Linked DNA regions of Mus musculus: region 2 is linked to region 1. Evidence: chromatin contacts called from ENCODE Hi-C or POLR2A ChIA-PET data. All regions are on one chromosome and are shown on one strand. Each heading gives the region's core, a stretch centred on a gene start or an enhancer-like site at or near the end of the contact. The rest is flanking DNA. Distances are from core to core; before and after follow the strand shown.

Evidence for each region. Hi-C counts contacts between places; a loop is a spot of excess contacts on that map. ChIA-PET counts read pairs that join two places held with the same protein, here RNA polymerase II (POLR2A).
Region 2: a loop to region 1 is called in a map of left cerebral cortex, with 2.3 times the contacts of the local background. The contact joins the promoter of Rpl10a here to the promoter of Tcp11 in region 1. A Hi-C loop is called at or near these places in 1 of 37 maps with a recorded cell type or tissue (left cerebral cortex). POLR2A ChIA-PET finds 5 or more read pairs at or near these places in 1 of 5 experiments (embryonic stem cell).

What each region holds. Positions count from the first base shown.
Region 1 is chr17:28,079,035-28,082,650 of GRCm38, forward strand. It overlaps Tcp11 (t-complex protein 11), which reads right to left and starts at 1,605. Exons shown (of 10, transcript NM_001085555.1): 1 at 1,541-1,605; 2 at 1,125-1,271. The coding sequence starts at 1,245.
Region 2 is chr17:28,327,137-28,330,550 of GRCm38, forward strand. Rpl10a (ribosomal protein L10A) reads left to right here and starts at 1,335. Exons shown (of 6, transcript NM_011287.2): 1 at 1,335-1,482; 2 at 1,675-1,749; 3 at 1,831-1,911; 4 at 2,238-2,386; 5 at 3,389-3,414. The coding sequence starts at 1,478.

The DNA.
Region 1 (3,616 bases), core at 355-2,854:
CTACAGGCTGGACAGATGGCCAAGTGGTTAAGCCACTTGCTGCCCTTTCCTAAGAGCTGGGTTACCCTTGGCTCACAAGCATCTGTAACTCCAGTTTCAGGGCGCCCGACATCTCTTCTGGCCCTGAACACACACGGTGCACAGACATACCTGTAGACAAAACACCCACTCACACAAAGAAAAATAAACCTTTTTATAAAAACAAAGGTGACCGGACCCTGCTCTTCCCAGCATCTGTGCAGTCCTTCATTATCCCAGCCGAAATGGCTGGCATGACACAATCAGATCCGTAAACAAATCCGAGGTGAAAGGAAACCTTCAAAGCTACAGCCACTCCTCAAGAAACTCTCCAACTGCAAGAAGCAGCCAGTTCCGCCCAGAGCACTCCGGAACAAGGAGGGCTTAAAGAGTAGAGATTTAAGTGTGGCTACAATTCTTAAAAATTCAGATTGCCCCCCTAAAAAAAGAAAACTGCAACACAACAAAGCCAACGTGTTATACACAGTTCCAAATTTTTACAAAAGGAATTTGATTGTATACTCAGGAGTCACTGTACCTATGGATGCAACAGCCATTGTAAGAACTGTTTCCAAACCAGCAGCACCAGCACGCCCTGACCTTGAACCCCACAGGCCAGGTTCCTATTTGGATACACAACCCCAGCCCGAACCCAACCCACCCCACCCCACCCCTCCGGGTACACCTGGATCTTGTCTCAAGTCACAGCGTTAAGCAGCAGCGACCCCGCGTGGCCACAGAGGAGAGACTAACTGTCCAGCGTCACAGGAAATCCATGGCAACGCTTGTGCGGGAGCATTTGAAACGAGGGGGAGGGAGGTCCGGACCTGCAGTCCCCGCACTTGGGGGACCCTGCCTCAAGCAGATACCTAGCCTGTGCGAGCTCGGGGTCCCGCCGAGGTGGCCCTTTCCCGGGGATGGCGGAAGCGGTGCCCCACGCGTGACCGAGGGGAGCTTCGCTCGGGCGGAGGGCTGGGGACACCGGGAGGTCGGGCCAGTCCGCAGTCCTCCGTGGCCCACGGGACCTCGTGGCGCCGTCTTTACCCCGCGCCCCTGCGCGGACCCTGGGGTGAGGGCGGCCGTGCTCGGGCGACGGTTGAACCTACACGATCGGTGCCCCTGGGCGCTGCTCGCGCTCTCCCGGGTGTTTCCCCCGCGGGATTCACGGGAGGCGCTCTCTGCCGCGCCGGGCTCCTTCCGGGCCGCCCTCTCTTTCACGTCTGGCATCCTGGTGATGGTGGTGGTGGTGGTATCTGTGTGGTGACAAATGTTGGGGGCTCGTCAGGGCCAGGGGGGACCAGAGCTGGCGCAGGAAGAAACTGAGGCCGCAGCCCCGACGGACGCCCCTCCCCTTACCCCTCTCCATCCCTCACCACCCCTTGTCTCTCCCTCTCAGTATGCCTCTTCCCCTCACCTCCTCTTCCCCTCTCCCTTCCCCTCTTTCATCCCTTCCCCTCCGTGGCTCACCTCCGCCCTCCCCCTCCACTTTCTCCCTCCCCTTCCCTCTCTCCACTCAGCTCACTTCCTTCTCTGCCGGCCCGCCCGCTCTGGCTGGCTGGGCGGCACGGGGTGCGGGTGGGCTAAACCACTTGGGGGGATGAGGCAGGGGCGGCGTGGCTGGGTGGAGCCACTGAGCCCCACGTCGATGCTGTCACACACTCCACATCCCCACCCTGCGAACTGAGCAGGAGTGGGAACGCCCGGTGTTGCCAAACAAACAGCTTAGGTGTCCTGGCAACGAGGCGCGAGGCGCGTGGCAGCCCTCCCCACCAGCATCGCGACCCGCCACCGACCATCTGCCGCCACCTTGGGTGAGACCGAGACTGGGGCAGGACGGTCATCCCTATTGATTCCAAGTGTCAGGATCTGGGGCTTAGGGGTAGCCTGCAGAGCATGCACAGGGGTGCTAGCCTCGAACTGCTGACCCTACAGCCTCTGCCTGAGTGCTGGGGTCACCCGTGTGAGCCACCACCAAGGGTTCATGTAGTGCTGGGCATGGAAGGGACCTCATAGGCTGAGCTCCATTTCCAGATTCTTAAAAAAAATGGAGGGTGAGGCCTGGAGAGATGGCTCAGCTGTTAGGACCACTGGCTTTCTTCCAGAGGACCAGGGTTCGATTCCCAGCACCAACATGATGGATCTCGGCCATCTGCCACTCCAGTTCCTCGGGATCATACTTCCTATATTTACATATATTTACATACACGCAGGCAAAATACCCATACATATAAAATTGTCTTGTTTTACATATAACATTCTCTTGTGTTTTTTGCTTTTTTCCCAAGACAAAGAAAGTTTCTCTATGCTGCCCCAGCAGTCAGGGAACTCTTCTGTAGACCAGGCTGGCCTCAAACTCAGATCTTCCTGCCTCTGCAGGGATTAAAGTCTTTTAAATACCCACGCCTTGGGTTTGGGGAGAGAACATGGAGAGGGTGTTTTTCCCTCATATTCTTTCTGGCCTCTTAATTACTCTGACTTGAAGTCATCATAAAACCTATGCAAATGCATCCCATCCATGCAGTACCCCAGGCGTTCAGAAGAGGGCGTGCGATCCCCCGGAAATGGCTGTACCGCCTGATGCCGCTGCTTTGCTTGCCAATCCCTGACTTTGGAAAACCTGAAAGTAACGGTGCAGGCCTGTCACCCTAGCTACTGGGGAGACTGAGGCAAGAGGACAGACTGGCCAAGGCCTGCTTGGACTACACAGTTCCAGGACAGACGAAGCAACTAAAGTTTAAAGACAAAACAAAGCCAGATAATGGGTGCAACTTAGTAACAAAATGCCGGCCATGTTTGAGGGCCCAGGTTCAGTTCCAATACTGCAAGGTAGGATTTACTGAAAAGAATTTAAGGTTGTAGCTTGGTTGGTATCCCTGGGTTCAATTCTCACCGACCACCTAAACTATCTCCAGCACATACTAAGCTTCCTTCCTCCCTCCCCATTGTGCTTCTTGGAATTTCGGGGTGTGCTTCTTGGAATTTCCCTCCAGGTGGTCAACGGGGACGTGAACAGAAGCTACGCAGTGATGTCACAGCTTCCTGTCACATGAAAACTCGGAGTCTGGAAAGATGGCACCCAAGTGGCGGCCTAGAAATACCTGGTGCCCTCTTGTGGGGCCCCTAAGGGTGTGTGTGTGTGTGTGTGTGTGTGTGTGTGTGTGTGTATGTACACACACATACACATACATGCAGGGAAAACATTTTTTTTTATGACATGTTTTCTCTGTGTAGCCCCAGCTATCCTGGAACTCCCTCTGTAGACCAGGCTGGCCTCAAACTCCCAGAGATCTGCCTGCCTCTGCCTCCATGCGTACTGGGATTAAAAGCTTTCGCCACCACTGCCTGGCCTATTTGGGACTATTAATGTCAAGGAGAGAAAAAAAATTGAGCTTGTTTTTAAATAGTAGCCCTCCCGATAAAAGAATCAGTGCTATAGAGCTCTTCCCAGATGTCTGAATTCCCCTAGGAATCTATCTGTACTCGTAAAATAGCCGCTCTCTATATAACATCTGTGGGTCAGCCAAATGCACTAATGGGCCAAGGATCCAGCTTCCAATCCTGACCTCCTGAGTTCAATCCCCAAGACTCCCATAATTCC
Region 2 (3,414 bases), core at 85-2,584, 250 kb after region 1:
GGCCTGCTAGAACTCTGAACTCTGTCTTCAGCTGCAGCAAAGGTTTGGACTGGGATCTGAGGGATGTCTAACCCACCATGGGCTGAAAAGACACAGGGTGCCTGCTGCAGACCTGTGTGACATCTGTATTTCCACAGCACCTCACTCAAAAAATATTTAGCACACAGCTGGGCACGGTGGCACACACCTTTAATCCTGGAACTCAGGAGATCGAGGCAGGCAGATCTCTAATTTCAAGGCCAGCCTGGTTTACAGAGCGAATTCCAAGAGAGTCGGGGCTATGCCAAGAAACAAAAATTTGCCAAACTGATGTGACTGAATTAGCCTGAGAAAGTTCATGACAGCATCCTCCTACCTTAGCCCTGCAGTGGGTGGGGAACTGAGGTTTCTGGGTGCTTCTGAGTCCCTGTTCCAGGGAGGCAAGGAGGTCAGTCCAGTGAGAAGGTCTGGCTTTTGAGAACAAGCTGAATCTGACTACAGAAGCAAGGGGAACAATGTCTAAGAGACAGACGTCAGCCGCTCACCATGTTGATGGCCTTTAGAGTGTGGATGGCACTTGCAGCTTCAACCTGCCTGCTCTGCTCTGACCCTGTGGGAACCTGCTTCATCCTGCCTGCTGTTTGCTGTGTGTGTGCTCAGGCGAGATGAGCTATTCGTAGGTCTGCTCCCTGGAAATGGTGGGTGCTGGCTACATCTGTGATTTGTTCCCAGAGAGGGTGACATGCCTCCAAATGAGTCACTCCAGATCTGGAGGCTCCCTGCAAACGCTCCTTGACCCGGCGCCTCTCTATTAACTGCGAAGACCGGGGTCAAGTAACAAGAACGACTTTGTTTGAAATGCCAACTAATTGAGACAGGACAGGGGCATTTGTCCAAAGTCCACCTTGCCCGGAGGCTGAATCAGGGGCGGTTTATACAGATGGCCAGGATAGACTGGTGGGCGCCTCCTCCCAGGTGGAGGCTTAGGCTTAAGCCAGGCACATCTGATCCTAATCTAGTCACAAGGCGCTTTCCCGTTCTGCAGATCTCAGCAAGGGTCATTTCCTCAAGCTATTCCTGTCATCCATGCCTCTGCCCACATGCGGTGGCCGGACCATTGCACAATGCACGGCTAGAGGGGGCGGCTGCCCAGTGGCTCTGCGGGGCTCATCACCAAATTAGGCGATGACGGAGACCGGTTCTGCCGGGGACTGGAAGTCATGGGGCAGGCAGAAGATAGAAAGCAGGGAGAAATCCAATCCCAGGGCCCGGCTTCAGCCCTTGTCCCAATGCAGGACTGCCTGCTGCTCCTAGAGCGGTTCTCACGGTGCAGCCGCGTGGTGGCGCCCCCCCAGCGGCCGCAAACTGCAGCGCCTCTCCGGCTTGGCTGAGCGCGGAACGTGCCCGTAACGGGCAACTCTCGCGAGAACGCGGGCTCTATTTGAGCGCATGCGCAAAGCGCTCTGCCTTCTTTCCGGTTTCCGCGGCAGCCGCAGCCATGAGGTAAGTTGTTATCGTGGCGCTATCCGCCGCCATCCGTGCACCCACACGCCCGCGGACGCCCCGCGGCCCGTCTCGGAGGCTCTCCCGGCGACTGCCCCGCGTCGCGAGCCTTTCCCCAGCGTGCCGTGGGCCTGTCATCGGGCCCGGGGTGCAGCATGGCCGGCCCCGAACGCCTTCGCTTCTCCCCAACAGCAGCAAAGTCTCACGCGACACCCTGTACGAGGCGGTGCGGGAAGTCCTGCACGGGAACCAGCGCAAGCGCCGCAAGTGAGCGCGGGCCTCCCTCCCGGGGCAGGGCGAGCATCCCCGGCCATGGCGACCCTGGCTCACAGCTCCCCTCTCGCTCAGGTTTCTGGAGACGGTGGAGCTGCAGATCAGCCTGAAGAACTACGACCCTCAGAAGGACAAACGTTTCTCGGGCACCGTCAGGTTGGCACCGCTCTAACCCCACCCAGCCCTCAGTGTTCCCGTGTGGCCTGGCCGCGCCCTAGGCGGGCACGGGGACACTGACGTGCCAGGGTAGTTCAGGAGCCCTGCTGCAGGCAGGCAGGCTGGACGGACCCCCACCCTGGGTCTTAAAACAAGAGGGGAGGCGTGGGGAGGCCTCGGCCGAGCCCGCCGCCTAGCCTGAGAAGCCAGGCTAGTGTTGCCCAGAGCTCCGGGTAAGGCTTGCCGCTCCCTGCCATGCGTTCAGATCTAGCGGGATGGCCAGCGCCGACCATGACCTGTTCTGTTTTCTCCCCTCCCAAACGCAGGCTCAAGTCCACCCCACGCCCCAAGTTCTCGGTGTGCGTTCTGGGGGACCAGCAGCACTGTGATGAAGCCAAGGCCGTGGATATCCCCCACATGGACATCGAGGCGCTCAAGAAGCTTAACAAAAACAAGAAGTTGGTCAAGAAGCTGGGTAGGTGGGGCTCACTAGGGCTGAACACAACCCATGACCCCCTGCCCAGGAGTGGCAGCACACATTGGGCTTCACAACCAGTTAGAAAATGCCCCACAGGCTGGTCTGATACTCCCCTCTCGCCAGTGTGTGCAGTTGACTCATAGCCAGCTATTGGTTTGGGTTTCAAGTCTTTTCAGTTAACAACCTATCGAGGGAGGGGTCACAAGTGTCTCCCACGTGTTAGCCTCCATGGTAGCCCCTGTCTCCGCATACATTTTGGGAATAGTTATCCACTGTGAGCTAGGCAGTTGTCATGCCTGCTTTTATAGATAGAAGGTTTCTCCATCTGTCTTAAGATTTGGAGTAATACTGAGTCTTACTGATGTTGCCAGCCTGGGGTCTAAGGTTATCCTCTAGAAGTGCTCAGGACTGTGCCCTGTCACTGAGCTGTGTTCTCAGGTGACATTATGGTTCCCAGGCCTGCTTGAGGCTTCTCAGATAGCTGGCCTTGGTCCACCTTTGACAGATAATGAGACAGCTTTTTTCTTAAGATTTTATTTTATGTATATGAGCAGGCTGATGAGAGCCTCAGATCCCATTACAGGTGGCTGTGAGCCACCATGTGGCTGCTGGAAATTGAACTCAGGACCTCTGGAAGGCAGCACTCTTAACTGCTGAGCCATCTCTCCAGTCCATAGTTTGAGGCAATTTAAATGCAGGCTTACAGTGAATCCAAGGGGTGGGGGCCATCACAGCCCCTCAGTTCTATGCAGCACACCAGGGATTGTGGGACATCCTGGTCTAAGACCTCTGTGAGGACTTGAGGGTGGAGCTACTCAGCAGTCATGGGTCTGAGGAGGCAACTTGGCCTTCTCGTTGTAAAGGATGGGTTGGTTGTTTAAAATGTTTTGTTTTGTTTTTTTTTTTTTTTGGTGGTTTTTGTTTGTTTGGTTGGTTTTTTTGGTTTTTTTGGTTTTTTTTTTTTTTTTTGGCTCAATCCTGAGTGTCTGTGTCTTCTAGCTAAGAAGTACGATGCCTTTTTGGCC